Linked DNA regions of Homo sapiens: region 2 is linked to region 1. A link is a loop called in an ENCODE intact Hi-C map of the cell type or tissue named here. Cell type or tissue: endothelial cell of umbilical vein. All regions are shown on one strand.

Region 1 (8,000 bases):
ACCTGCCAAATATCTCTTGTAGAATTTATTTTGGAAGATTCTTATAAATAACACTTTTTTCTGAATAGCATTCATCACATTGACAAAGATGATGCATGCTTGTATTCACTACAGTTTCTACCAAAAGACTGCCCTCCTGGGGAAAACATGACTGTTCCTGTTACTGAAAATTGACCAAGCACGTTGAAATATGCTGTTCTGTATTTACTCCTCCTCTACCCAATCCTCTCATAAATTACTGTGAACATTGGTGTTGTTACATTATAGTTTTTCCCTCTAGAGAAAGTGCACTGTATACTACTCATACTACTCTTTCTAAGAACACTGCTAGTTAGCATTTGTTACATGTGTTCATTACCTGACAGACATTATGGTAGATATTTTATAAACATTATCAATCATCCTCACCCAAACCCACCTGTGGAGGCATTATTGGAATCTGTTAGAGTACCTTAGAAAAGGAGATGCTCAGTTGGGTTTGGGGTGAGGGGTATTAGATACTCAGCTCAAGAGGGAAATGTCTACCACAAAAACATAGCCTTTATTCCTCATCCTATTGCTTTGTTTTAGCTAATATTCTGTCTTTATCTCTAGTAAGTAGATGGCTACCTCCAACTTGCTTTTAGGCTTCATTTTCTTTTTCTCCCTGCTAGTGCTTGCTAATGGACAGTGTCTTCTCTAACAATGTTGATGTCCATTTGTCTTAGCATGGTTCAGGTTCCTCTCGTAACAAATAAATTGTTAGATGCCTGTGGTTTGTTGCCATTCCCAGATTGCCCATAGAGAATATATTGTTTTTGTTGTCTGCTGTGTTACCTAATGCTGTATTTTCAGAAATTTCAGTTGCCAAGAAATAAGGTCCTCTCCGAATAGCTCAAGATGAGGGTTTCCAAGTTGATGACCAGCATCGGGACCTCCCCCCCACAAAAAAAAGCTATTAGAAGAGGACCCCAAGTACCAACAGGTCTACCTGGGGATGTCTCATTTGCAAGTTTACTCCATCATCTTGACTGTGAGTGTCCTTTCTCTTTACTGTGGGGTGTTAATGCTAATAGAGTGGTGCTGAACTGGAAGGGAACAACAAAAGATGTTGCAATGTAGATGCTAACTTTTCTAGAAAACCTTTTGCTTTGAGATGATCTAGAAGACATAGCATTCTCCTACCAGGATGCCAGTGTGCCTCATGAGGTCTGGAAAGTTTCTTATGATTCTATAAGTTAGACTGGTTTTTAGCGTTACCACAATAGCATAAAGGTAAAAACACAGTGGTGCTGTTAGGGGTGGGGTCCTAATATATGTAACAATTCTCATTTGATCTACAATAATTCTCATTTGACAGATGATAAATGTGAGGCTCAGAAATGTTAGGACCAGAAATGAGTATACAGAATGTGTTATGTTGAATTGGAAGGTCTCCAAGATTCTCACCCCCTTGGTATATATGCCCTATGTAATCCCCTCCCTTAAGTGTAAACATGGCCTGTTTTTATGATGGTGGAGTCATTCTCATGATTAGGTTATATTAAATGGCAGGGATGAAGGCATTTTTGTAGATATAATCAAAGCCCCTAATTAGTTGACATTAATTTAATCAAACGGGATATTGGCTGAGTGAGCATGACCTAAAGAGGTGATCCCTTTAAAACAGAGTTTATGCAAAAAGAAAAAAAGTAATGGAGACACAGACTTTACACCCTTCAAAAAAATTAACTCGAAATGGATCACAGACGTAAATGTAAAATGCAAAACTATAAAACCCCTGGAAGATAACATGGGAGAAAATCTAGATAACTTTGGGCTTAACAATGACTTCTTAGATACAACACTAAAGGCATGATCCATGAAAGAAAGAACTGATAAGCTGGACTTCATTAAAATTAAAAATATCTGCTCTGCAAAAGACACTGTCAACAGAATGAAAAGATATGCCACTGACTGGTAGAAAATATTTGCAAGAGATACATCTGATAAAGGACTGCTATCCGAAATATACCAAAAACTCAATAATTAAATAAGTAACCCAATTTTTAAAATGGGCCAAAGAAATTCACAGACACTTCAACAAAGAAGATATACAGATGGCAAATAAGCATATGAAAAGATATTCCACATCATGTCACCAGGGAAATGCAAATTAAAACAACTAAATACCACCACACACCTATTAGACTGACCAAAATCCAGAACATTATCAACAACAAATGTTAGCAAGGTCGTGTAGCAACAAGAACTCCTACTCATTGCTAGTGGGAATGCAAAATGGTACAGCCACTTTGGAAGACAGTTTAGCAGTTTCTTATGAAACTAAACATACTCTTACCATACAATCAAACAGTTACACTCTTTGGTACTTTCCCAAAGGAGTTGAGAACCTATGTCCACACAAAAACTTGCACATGGATGTTTACAGCAGCTTTATTCATAATTGCCAAAACTTGGATGCAACCAAGACATCCTTTAGTAGATAAATGTATAAACTGTGGTACATTCAGACAATGGAATATTATTCATCACTAAAAAGCAGTGGGCTATCAAGCCATGAAAAGACATGGAGAAAACTTAAATACATATTACTAAGTGAAAGAAGCCAATCTGAGAAGGCTATATACTGCATGATTCCAACTATATGACATTGTGGAAGTCAAAACTATGCAGATAGTAAAAAGATCAGTGGTTCTCAGGAGTTGGGGGGAAATAAGAGATGAATACGTAGAACACAGAGGATTTTTAGGGCAGTGAAACTTCTCTTTATGATACTATATTGGTAGACACATGTTATTACACACTTGTCTTAACCCATAAAATGTACAACACCGAGAATGAACCCTAATATAAAACATAGGCTTTGGGTGATAATGATGTAGCAATGTAGGTTCATGAATTGTAACAAATGTACCACTCTAGTGTGAGATGCTGATAATGGCGAAGGCTATGCATGTGTGGGGCTAGGGAGTATATGGAGAAATCTCTATAACTTCCTCCCAGTCTTGCTGTGAACCTAAGAATGCTCTAAAAAATAAAGTCTATTCAAACAAACAAACAATCCCCACACATTAACAACAACAAAAGAATGCCTAGAGATTAGAGAGATTCTCCTGCTGGTTTTGAAGAAGCAGCTGGCCACCAACAAGAAAAGTGGGGACTTCAGTCCTATAAGTGCAAAAGACTCAATTCTGCCAAAAACCTCATGAGCTTCGTAGTGGACTCAGCCTGGCTGACATCTTGCTTTCAAGCTTGTGACGTGCTGAGCAGAGAACGTAGTTAAGCCACACATGGACTCCTGGCCCATATAAACTGCATGTTTTTTAAGCCACTAATTCTGTGGCAATTTGTTATGCAGCAATTGAAAACGAACGCATCCTTTATGTTGGGTTATAAAATTCAATGGTTGGCAACAGAAGAAGACTAGTGACTTATTTAATAAACTTGCTTCTTCCATCTTATAGGAACTTCAAAGATATGAGCACTATTTAAACACCAGACAATAGAAAATGGTTTATTTTCAGTGGTTTATAAGCAAATGATTTCTTTATATTTAAGATTACACTGGCCATTTCTCAGGAGTAATTTCATCTATACAAGTAACCTAACCCAGATATTAGTTTTACTATTCCTTTTGACTAGGAAAACAATTTAGTTTAAAATATTTCATTCGATGTCAATAACTGCATTATGAAGTCCAATTTAAAAGAATCAAGGACTGAAATATTTTTATTTGATTTTTTTTTTGCATCAGGACTATTGTTGCTTATTTTATTTATACCTCAGCAAATTTATTTTCAGGAAGCAAAGGCTGAAGAATGAGTATTGACTTCCCTGAACAGTTATTGCTGATCACTCTGTCACACTCAATGTAACAGGAAGAAATTGTTTCAGGCTGATTTTAGTTTTCCTCACACAGATTACTCACTCACATCACATGATGGCATCAAATATTTATGTGGTTGAGGAAATTATAGTTTCTCACAATTCAAGATTTGAAGATTGTCTCTAGCTATAGATAAAGAATACATTGGACTGATGAGAGAACAAACTGAATTAACTTTGAAGACCTACAAGTAATAAGCCATCTAAAAAGCCTTAGTCATAAGGAGTTTAAGCCTTTTGATAAGAATTTTCAGAGTAACAATGAGCCCTAGATTAGATTACTTCGTTTTTGCAAGTAAACAGGTTGAACAGATATAAGTCAAAAGGAAGCAGAACTCTAAGTGATATAAGAAGTTACAACAATTTCATCTTTTTAACAATCAAATAAGCTGCCTTGTGAGATAATGAGTTGACAATCACTAGAAGTGATTATGCAGAAGTTGGAAAATCACCAGTTATGAAGGCTATAGAGCAAATTCCTATACTATATGGGAGAGTGAACACAAAAACCAGTAAAAGTCACCATTTCAATCTAAGAGATTTCATGATTCTAAAAACATGACGTGATCAGTTAAAGAGAAATCCTACACCATTACACGCTTGTATTAAGCCATGATTTATGACATGAAATATATATATCACCCATTATATATTACAAGAAAAATACGAATTAATGTTTTTTTTTCCCTCCTTAGGTATAATGCAATCTTGATAATTATTGCTTGACCAACTCATTGATGGTGAAGGGCAGAATGCCCAGACACAGTTGCTGGTATTTAAGACTTCACTCCTAGTGATTCATACATGGGGAGGGTAATTAAGGAAGGAAAGAGAACAATTAAAGGATAGAATACAATGGCACATGCATAGCTTTATCAACCACCACTTTCTGCACAGTGCTTGAAAATTATGCCTTAAACAAGTTGGGATCAAGAAAGATCCTCAATATCATTTCCTTGAGAAATCATTAGTATATTGGGTAGCAATATGAAATAATATGATCTTCTTCTCATAGAACCAATTATCTCCTTTTCAGAGACTTTTCACATTTCTCGGTTAAATTAATTTATATCTCCCTTATTTTATTGCAAAATCCATGATGCAGGAACAATGTTAAGTTTTTATCTCCATCCCTAGTACTTAAAAAAGGACCTCAGTGATACATAAAAATGTATTAAATAAGTAAACAAATAAATTGATAAGGAAAAGAAGACAGGAGGATAAAACAACCTTAACATTCCCTAAGGATTCTGTCTAAAGACCTCTTATTTCTCTCTCAAGGCAAGAGATGATGGTGGCTTGGCCTAGTGTATGCCAACGGAGATAGAAGCTACAGGACTAGCAAATGGGTTGCTGTGGAGGATAAGAAAGAGGCATGAGTCAAGAAAGACTTTATAATCTGAATATCCAAGTGAATTGTTTATTGATATGTAGACCACTGAGAGATGAATAGGACTTGTATTAGTTATATTAGTTATCTAATACTATGTAACAAATTACCCCCAAAATGAGCAGCTTAAAATAACAAACATTTATTATGTCATTATTTCCGTGGGTCAGGTGCCCCAGTGTGGTTTAGCTGCACCCTCTCTGGCTCAGGGTTTCTCACAAGAGTGCAATTGAGGTGTCAGCAGTAGTTGCAGTCATCAGGCTTAACTGTGGCAGGAACCACTTCCAAGTTCACACTCCTGTAGTCATTGGCAGAGTCCAGTCCTTTAACAATCAAATGGTTGTTGGCCCAAGGCTGTTCTCAGTTCCTTGATATGTGGTTCTCTCCATCAGGCAGTTCAGAACATGACAAATGGGTTCCTCAGAGTGAACAAGTAAGGAAAGCCACAGAGAATGCAAACAAGATGGAAGTCAGTCTTTTGTAACCTAATCTTGGAAGTGGCATCCCATCATTTTTGCCATAGATTCATTAGAAGCAATTCAGTGAGTCCAGTCTGTACACAAGGGAGGAGATTACACAAAGATGTGACAAAATGTGAATACTAGGAGGCCAGCTTGTTGAGGGCCATTTTAAAAGCTCTTTATTACAGGTTTACACAGAAAAATCAGGAGTTCCTTTTTTTTTTCTTAGATGTCCTAAGTTTGACCTTGAATGGCCTCTGAGATACCTAAGAGGAGGAGTCAAGTAGGCAATTGTCATGATTCATGAGTCTGGAGCTTAGAGGGGAGGTATGGACAGGAGACACCACTTTGAAGAGTATCAACCTATATTTAAAGTCACATAAATAAGTGAGATCTTCCAGGAAAAAAAAAAATGGAAAGAGAGATAAGGGAAAAGGATTCAAGACCAAGAGTGGGGAATTTTGACATTTTTAGGTTACACAGAAGAAAGAAGGTAATGAAAACCAAGAAGTAGCCAGAGGAGAAGGGGGAAAAACCAAGACTCTTGAGGTTATAGAGCCAAGAGAAAAAAAAATTGTACAATAAAAGATGGTCAATTATGGCAAATGTTGCAGAGAGGCAGAATAAGATGCAGACAGTGACATTATTGTTTTTTAAATAAAAATGTGGAAAAAGAATAATTATATATTGGCAAGAGACCAGGTAAATAAATTGCGGAATATTCATACAATGGACTACTGTGAGCAATTAAAATGAATGCAAAAGGGAGTCACTCCCATCAACATGGAAAAAACTCAAAAACATAATGTTAACAAAAAGCAACTGCTGCAAAACAGATATTACTTAAAAGCTTAAAAGCTAAAACTAAGTATATATTTGTATAAATCCATTTGTATATAGAAATAATGTAAAAGCAAGCATGTGAATTATTTTTTAAAATCATGAAAATGTTACCTCTGGGGAGGGGGTAGGGAAAATGCGATCAGGAAGAAGTATACAACAGCTACTTCTCTGTAAGGCATCATTCCTTTCTAAAATGTGAAAACAAGTATAGGATAATACATGGATTTTCTTGATATTATTCTCTCTTTCTGTCTATATGCTTAAAATGTGTCATAGTGAAAGTTTTAAATTAACAAAATTTGACAAGATTTGGCAACTCTTTCAAGAGTGGCTTTAAGTGGAGTAAGTTAAAATGGACTAAAAAGAAACTAAACTTCACTCTCTGAGTGACCTTGGAGAAATTATTTTACTTCTCCGAACTTCAGTTTTCTCATCTGTACAATGGTATATAAGTGCCTGAATATGTGGGTGTGTACATGCATGAGTATGTATGTGTACATATATATGCATGACACATTCATAAATGCACAGACACACACATATGCACGTATCATAAATGTATTGCAGGCAATAAACAAATTAGAGCTATAATTCAACCTTCATGGTGAGAACTAAAAAAAGACAATCTTTCAGAGCTTAGCTAGAGTACAGATTATAGATAAAAGAAATGGAAATGGAAGGCAAAAGAAAATGGCAGGGAATATTGCCAAATGGTGTTCATATCTGTCTGAATTAGTACAAAGAAAGGAGAAGTAAAAAGAACTTCAGAAGCTTTGTGGTTCGACTGCAGTTACCTGACTTTAGAAAAAAAAGTAGTCTCCCAGCCCTACCTTCTTCACCACTGCCACTCTCCCAATAAAGATTCAAGGAACAAAGCGAATGGGCATCTCTTTAGCAACTGCTTAACTAAGAAATGGCAGGCTGAGGCAGGAACCTAAAGAAGATGATCACTGTAGTTATGACTAGGATGGGAAAGGCAAACTAAGCTTAAAGACCCTGAGCAGAAACTTAAAGGGAGTTATTGCTTAAAAAAAAATGGAGCAGAGTTCCTGGAGGTGGATGAGAGAGCATAAAGACCTGAGAACATTTCTCCAAGTGCCCCGTGTCCATTACTGGCAAAGAGTCATCCAACCATTGCCTTTCAAGTGACTACTAAGTGCCAGGCACTGTTCTTTGCATGAAGACACCATCAGTAAATAGGAAAAAGCCCATGGCTTCATGAAGGTTATATTCTAGTGGTAGGAAATGGTAAATAATCAAAGAAATTACAAGCAATGGTAACTTAGAAAAGCAAAGCAGATGGGCACTATGGGGAAGGGTTGGAAATTAAAAATCCAGTGAGCAGGAACAAACTCATTGATAAGATGTCATGTGCCATGCGTGGGAATTTGAGTCCAGGAGATGAGGGATGACTGAGGGGTCTGAACTTCTTGGGTCTC
Region 2 (8,000 bases), 75 kb after region 1:
ACATCTTTAATTGAATTTATTATAATACCATCCTTTGGAAAGCAAGAAATAAGAGTACAGAATCAGGGTTGCCTCCAGTTTCAGTAGGGAAAATGGAGCACTAATAAGAAGAATGGGGAGAACAGAGCGCCTAGTTCTAGCTATGTGAAGAGCTGGGTCGGCTTGAGGATGGCTCTATTTTGGCGGATACAGCAGCGATCAAGCATATGGCAGACAATAAGAATTCCAAAGTTCATCTTCCAAAACTTGTTTTGACTGTCTGCTTGTGTCAAAACTGATTTGACAACTTGGCAAAGATGAGCCTAAAATGCAGTCATTATGGTTCACAGATGAGAGAAGCTGGAAAGACCAGCCCTACTTCTGCCTCCTTCATGACCCCTTACTGGTCCTTCAGAAATCTGGGCTCAAAGAGGGATACCTTTTTCTGCCATGCATGTTAGAAACTTCCTGAAGTGTAGTGAAAAGACTTGAGTCTAACCTTTTGGAAATTTAATTTTGTCATCTGTGGAGTGAAATGATGCCCACTTAGTAGGAGTGAAATGATACCCACTTAGCTGGTTGCAAGGTTTAAACAAAATAAAGTTGATAAACTGCCTATGTCTGGCTGATTCTTTTTCCTTTTTTTTTTTTTTTTCTTTTTGAGACGGAGTCTTGCTCTGTCGCCCAGGCTAGAGTGCAGTGGTGCAATCTCGGCTCACTGCAAGCTCTGCCTCCTGGGTTCACGCCATTCTCCTGCCTCAGCCTCCCGAGTAGCTGGGACTACAGGTGCCTGCCACCACGCCCAGCTAATTTTTTTGTATTTTTTTAGTAGAGACGGGGTTTCACCGTGGTCTCGATCTCCTGACCTCGTGATCCGCCCACCTCGGCCTCCCAAACATACATACATACATACATACATTTATTTATTTATTTAACTTTTTTGAGATGGGGTCTCACTGTGTTGCCCAAGCTGGACTCTAACTCCTGGGCTCAAATGATCCTCCCATCTCAGCCTCCCCATTAGCTAGGGCTACAAGCATGTACCACTGTGCCCAGCAAGCCTGGCTGATTCTTAATGTCTTCCTATTGCTATGGCCTGAATGTTTGTGTCCCCCCACGCACCCACCCACCAACCAAATTCATATGTTGAAATCCTAACTCCTAAGGTGATGATATTAGGAGGTGAGGATTTTGGGAGGTGGTTAGGTCATGAGAGTGCAGCCCTCGTGAATGGGATTAGCCTTCATGATTGGGCCTTTATCAAACAGATGCAAAGAAGCCCCTTTGCTCCTGTCATGTGGAGGACACAGTGAGAATGCACCGTCTATAAGAAGTGGGCCCTCACCAGACATCAAATCTGCCTGAACATGGACTTTTCAGTCTCCAGTACTGTGAGAAATAAATGTTGTTTATAAGTTACCCAGTTTATGATATTTTATTATAGCAGCCTGAATGGACTAAGACACCTATTCTTGTTATTGTTGTCACTGGTTTTTTTTTGAAGGGGTTTTAGACTCATCCCTGATAATAAGACTTTCCTATTCTGCTAAAAAGCCCCCAAGGACACCAACAAGGTCAGGAACAAATCTCCCATAAGGAATTTGCAGTTTCTACCATCAATTTATGATGGTAGAAACTATATTGACAGATATAATGATAGAGAACAATAGTGTAAAACTGTAGAACATTCTGTCAAGACCCCAAGATGATATTAGAAAGGATTTCCATTATTTTATAGAGGCTGTAGGCAGCTAATGGTCACAGTGTACCACAGCACTAAAAAAATGTGGTATTTGAAAAATTAACCTTTTTCCCTCCTTACTTCCTACCTAAAGATCCCCCTGCTCTTAGTTGCTTTGCTTTAATTAAGCTTTCCACATGAAAAAAACACTTCAACCATGATGATTATTTTTAAGTGGTGCTAACCGGACAACCTGTGAACACCCTCTTAGCCACATTATTCTCTCATTACTGTGTAATTCATGACTCCTCAGCACTTCTTTGTTCACCAGCATGACATATTGTACGTACCAGATTTACTGACGTGGAAAAAATATGTAGTATCTCTTTCAGTTCCAACTCTTGCATCCAGCTTTAAATAGTTCATCCAATTCTATCCTCAAAGTATTTTTTTAAATCTCTGTTATGTATTTGCATGTATTTAATGCTAAGTTTGGTTACTACTTCCTCTCCTAAAAGAGGCATTTAGCAATTTATCTAATAAAGCAAATTCCATTTAATTACAAAACACATAGGTTGGCCAAACTGAAGTCAACAAATGTGTTTTGTAATTAAAGATAATTGTGTTATTAGATAAATGCTAAGAGGTTTTTATTTTTAAATGTTTCAGTGATATATACTGACAATGATATACACTGCCTGGAAGACAACACAGGTTAAGAAATTCCTCCATCCTTTGGTGTCCAGAGGAAGGGCTTACTACACAGAACCACTCTTCTTAACCATATGACTTTAAGAAGACTTGTGAATAACCCCTTTGTTTACCTAGGACAGGCCAGACACAGACACTACAAATTTCCATTCATTGCCACAAATGATTAACTGAACTGTTTGTAAACCCCTGACTAATCTGGATAAAATGCCTGCCAATAGCATCAATATGCTGAACAACCAATCCCCCTTGAATGGCCCCTTAAGAGAACTGGCTGACTCTCAAGGAAAGGCATTTCCTGCTCATCGCTCTCCCCATGTCTGGTTCTTTCTAGCCTTGTTTATTCCTTCTTATAAAAGAAAATTCCTTTCTATCTGACCTTTGCGGTGCTTGCAGATCTTCTGGTGGGACCATTCGTCCTATTGCAAAGTTCTCTCCCCATATGCAACAATCCCCCACCCCTCATCGAAATAGTCCTTTTGAATAATGTTTCTCCTTAGCTAAACCTGGATTTGCTTTTTATTTGATAATGGAAATCTAGGCAAAAGTTTTAAATAGTACCATGGTTAGGAATCTTAGACTCCTAAATTCCATTGTCAGAAAATGCCACTCCTGAAAAGGGACATCTTTAATGAGACTTATCTTTAAATTAGAGTTTTAATGCTAGGTCAACAGGCACAGGATACAGCAGGGTTAAAAAAAAGTTTCCCTTCTTTTCACTCCATTTCCACTATTTTTTCTTTTCTTAATTTAATCTATTTGCAATGACATTGACAATATAGAGCTGCTTGAAGGAAGAAGGATATTACCAAATGAGAAACCAACAGGTGTAGGTAGGAGAGGGTAAGTCAAATTCATTTTTAGCCTACATGAAATGATACAATGTGTGAGTATTTATGGCCATGTGTAGATAAGCTTCAGAGGTTTGAGTTGGTCTACTTATTTTTTTGTATTGATTTTGCACTAGCTTTCACAGCCATGTCATTAGGTTTAGCACCCCGAGCCCTACCTGATCAAGAGTCTTCTCAGTGCATTTCCAATTTTAACGTGCAAATAGATCTCCTGGAGGACTTACTAAAACACAGTTTGCTGGGCATCACCCTCAGTGTTCCTGATTTTGGGGGTGCCTGAAATGTTGCATTTCTAACAAGCTTAAGGTGACGCTGATGTTGCTGATGGTCTCCACCTTGACTGGCACTGTTCTATTCATTATCCAGCCATCCTTGGCCCAAAAGTCCCAAACCACACTGCCCAAGGCAGCCATTGCCAAGGAAGGTGTTAGTGAAGAGGGGAGTTCCCAGGGTAAGATGCTATCGAATGTGGGTGGGTGATGACTGCAAATATATCCCTTGGGTTAGCTTTCTCCCTCTTAGAGTCTTTAAGATAGGAGGAAATGCAAAAAATCAGGGCAAAAAACTGAGTTAACTGCTTCAGCCTCAAGCTTTCACATCTGGAAAAGGGAGGCATGGGCTGGATGGCTGCCAGGTCCCACTGCCTTTCGCAGATTACAATTGGGCTCTGGGGAAAGCAGAATTAGTTTTTCTCCCCTGGGATGCAAACTGCAGCATCTGAGACAAACTTAAGGAGGAGGTTCCTCTGATAAACATGACTTTCCTCATACAGCTCCAGCTGTGATCTAACGCTCCTACTCTGCTCTCCCAAGGAATGTTGATTTTGCGGCTTCAAGAAATAAAAGCACCAAACTTAGCCTGCCTGGGAAGGAGCCTGCTTCTTGTTATTCCTCTAAAGGTCTCCTTAGGGAGATAAAGCTCCCAGGGCCCTAATCCACCCATATCAGTGACCACTGGCTATTATATTCATGAAAGAAGGGCTGATTCATTTATAATATGCAGGAGGCATAGTGCCTAAGGCCTGACCTTGTGAACACACTAAACACCACTGAATTGGGCTCTTACTTGAAAGGGGTGAATTTTTTAAAGTATGTATGCATGTACGTATGTATTTATTTATTTTTGAAACAGGGTCTCGCTCTGTCACCTAGGCTGGAGTACAGTGGCGCCATTATGACTCACTGCAGCCTTGACCTCCCAGGCTTAAGTGATCCTCCCACCTCAGCCTCCTGAGTAGTTGGAACCACAGGTGTGTGCCACCACACCAGGCTAATTTTTTGTTGTTGTTGTTAGAGACGGGATTTTGTCTTGTTGCCCAGGCTGGTCTTGAACTCCTGGGCTCAAGCAATCTACCAGCCTCAGCTTCCCAAAGTGCTGGAATTACAGGTGTGAGCCACTGTGCTTTTCTAACTTTTAATTTAAGTTCATGGGTACATGTGCAGGTTTGTTACATAGGTAAACTTGTGTCATGGGGGTTTGTTGTACAGATTATTTCATCACCCAGGTATTAAGCCTAGTATCTATTAGTTATTTTTCCTGCTCCTCTCCCTCCTCCCACTGCTCACCCTCAGGTAGGCCCCAGCGTCTGTTGTTCCCCTCTATGTGTCCATGTGTTCTCATCATTTAGCTTCCACTTATAAGTGAGAATATGTGATATTTGGTTTTCTGTTCCCACGTTAGTTTGCTAAGGATAATGGCCTCTGGCTTCATCCATGTTCCTGCAAAGGACATAATCTCATTCTTTTTTATGGCTGCATAGTATTCCATGGTATGCAGATACCACATTTTCTTTATCCAGTCTATCATTGACAGGCTCTTAGGTTGATTCCATGTCTTTGCTATTGTGAATAGTGCTGTGACGAACATACATGTGCATGTGTCTTTATGGTGGAATGACATATTTTTGGGGGGTATGTAACCAGTAATGGGATTGCTGGGTCGAATGGTATTTCTGTTTTTAGGTTTTCAAGGAATCACCACACTGTTTTCCACCATGGCTGAATTAATTTACATTCCCACCAATAGTGTATAAGCATTTTCTTTTCTCTGAAATGTTGCCAGCATCTGTTGTTTTTTTCCTTTTTTTTTTTTTTTTTTTTTGAGATGGAGTTTCACTCTTGTTGCCAAGGCTGGAGTGTAATGACGCAATCTAGGCTCACTGCAACCTCCGCCTCCCAGGTTCAAGCAATTCTCCTGCCTCAGTCTCCTGAGTAGCTGGGATTATAGGTGTGTGCCACCACATCTGGCTAATTTTTTGTATTTTTAGTAAAGACAGGGTTTCACCATGTTGGCCAGGCTGGTCGAGAACTCCTAACTTCAGGTAATCCACATGCCTCGGCCTCCCAAAGGGCTGGGATTACAGATGTGAGCCACTGCGCCCAGCCTTGACTTTTTAATAATAACCATTCTGACTGGTGTGAGATGGTATCTCATTGTGCTTTTGATTTGCACTTCTCTAATGATCAGTGATGTTGAGCTTTTTAAATATGCTTGTTGGCTGCATGTATGTTTTAAAAGGGTGAATTTATGGCATGTAAATGATATCTCAATTTTTAAAAAGAAATAAAGGAGGCTTTAATAGTTACAAGGGAGAAATGCAGAGATGCTGGTCAAAGAGTACAAAGTTTCAGTTACGTAGAATGAATAAGTCTGGAGATCTAAGGTCCAACATGAGGAATCTAATTAATAATACTGTGTTGTATACTGGAAATTTTCTAAGAGAGTACATTTCAGGTGCTCTCACCAAACAAACAAACAAACAAAAAAGTTAACTAAGTGAGGTAATGTACTTGTGTAATAGTCTGTTCTTACAGTGCTATGAAGAAATACCCAAGACTGGGTAATTTATAAAGGAAAAAGGTTTAATTGACTCACAGTTCCACATTGCTGGGGAGGCCTCAGGAAACTTACAATCATGACAGAAGGCAAAGGAGAAGCAGGCACCTTCTTCACAGGGTGGCAGGACAGAGTGAGTGCAATCAGGGAAAATGCCAGACAGTTATAAAACCATCAGATTTCTTGAGAACTCACTCACTATCATGAGAACAGCATGGGAAAAAACATCCCCATGATCCAACTACCTCCACCTGGTCTTACCCTTGACACGTGGGGATTATGGGGATTACAATTCAGGGTGAGATTTGGGTGGAGAAACAGAACCAAACCATATTACATGTTAATTTGGTTGACCATTAGTAATTATTTCACTATGTATATGTATATCAAGGCAGCATGTTGAACACCTTTAACATATACAATTTTATTAATTGCAAAATAGTTATATAATCTAAAAAAACCAAAAACAACTGAGCACCTTCTGGGAGTCTAAAAGTTGAATTTGACATTGTCTCAACCATCGGGCAACTCACTGGCAAGTAGAGGAGCCCCAGATTCTGCCAAGCCACAGCCCACTTGCCCTACTCAGGCTTCTGGGTCAGTGTGATCACCACCTATTGAAGCAACCAGCTTGGTCTCACTTGAAAATCCTGGGAATCAGAGACATTCCAGATAGGAGAAAAGAAAAAAAGGAAAAACATTCCACTTCCCACTTCTACCTCCCCTTACCAACACATGCGTATACACATACACACACACATATACACACTTTTGCAGGGTTCACTCTTGCCAAAATTTTGAAACAATCAGACTTGTCTTTGGAAACTTGCCACCTTCTGAATGTCTCCAACTTAAGATTAGCTGTTCTAAGCAGTCCTCCTCCCTCTTTTACTTCTGGACAGACACATGCTCAGGAAGTTTCAAGTTTCTTTTTTGTTTTCCCCACAAGACTCTCAAAATAGGAATCCTTGAAGCCCCAGTGGGGAGGAAAGGTGAGTAAGAAAAGCACCTTCTTGTGTGAGACTACATGAACCAGTCAGTTCATAAGGGAACGGCCATCTTGTATACATGCACCAGACACCACACAGTCCTAAATCCACACTGAGCCAATGTTACTCAGTGGCATTACATTCGCCACATTAATAGGACCATGAAAATGGAATCCATGTAACAGCCTCTTCTCCAAGTCTCTAATTTTGCCTTAAGTCAGAACACACTAATAACCTGTGCCCTTCAGAGCCACTAATTCATGAGCCAAGAAGAAGATTCTAGGAGCTTTAAGGAACATCTCATTAAATTCTAGCTAAGCAAAGCCCTCATGTGATTAACCTACAAATATCTATCTTTTGGTTTTTGAGGAGGCAGGGAAAATGTAAGGATATATATGCTCATGACTGCCAGAGCATTGCATATTTTTTTCAAATGTTATCTCAAGATGCTACATTAAAATCTTAATTGGCCAGAATACCAGGATTTATGAGTCAGTTACTAATTTATTTTATTTTAAAATAAAATGTATCAAAAAGCCTTGGTTTTCAACAATTGCTGCTGAAGATCTTTCTAAAATATATTTTTCAAATGGCTTTCAAGATTCCTTTTATCCACAGGACCTTTTTTTCAAAGAAAATCCTAATCAGATGCTAATATGTGATGGCAGTAAGGCAGAGTGGTTAAGGTTGAAGCAGGCATTGCTAGGTCAGGCCCTTCCCCTTCCCCTTTCCAAGAGCTCTGACATTCCCCAGCCTAGGGGAACTAAAAAGGTGCTTCAGAGTCCCTATGTCTCAGTTATCTTGGGCTGCTGTAACAATGCATCATAGACTAGGTGACTTACAAGCAACAGAAATGTATTTTTTCACAGTTCTGGAGGCTGAAATTCCAAGATCAGGGTGCCAACAAGTTTGGACTCTGGTGAGGGCTTGCTTCTGGGTTGCATTCTTAAATAG

Evidence for each region. Hi-C counts contacts between places; a loop is a spot of excess contacts. Peaks named below come from ENCODE experiments on the same cell type or tissue, not always from the same donor. Only the 100,000 strongest peaks of a DNase experiment are listed, where the experiment ranks them.
Region 2: a loop joins it to region 1, with 4 times the contacts of the local background. A loop is called at or near these places in 2 of 110 quality-filtered maps.

The regions. Positions count from the first base shown.
Region 1 is chrX:12,023,342-12,031,341 of GRCh38, reverse strand. It overlaps a transcript of FRMPD4 not described here. Among named protein-coding and RNA genes, the nearest start is that of FRMPD4, 110 kb to the left of the region's middle. In endothelial cell of umbilical vein, no CTCF peak of the experiment used is centred here; a DNase peak (open chromatin) is centred at 4,681; H3K27ac peaks cover 199 bases; H3K27me3 peaks cover 2,047 bases.
Region 2 is chrX:11,948,382-11,956,381 of GRCh38, reverse strand. It overlaps a transcript of FRMPD4 not described here. Among named protein-coding and RNA genes, the nearest start is that of FRMPD4, 190 kb to the left of the region's middle. In endothelial cell of umbilical vein, no CTCF peak of the experiment used is centred here; no DNase peak of the experiment used is centred here; H3K27ac peaks cover 1,386 bases.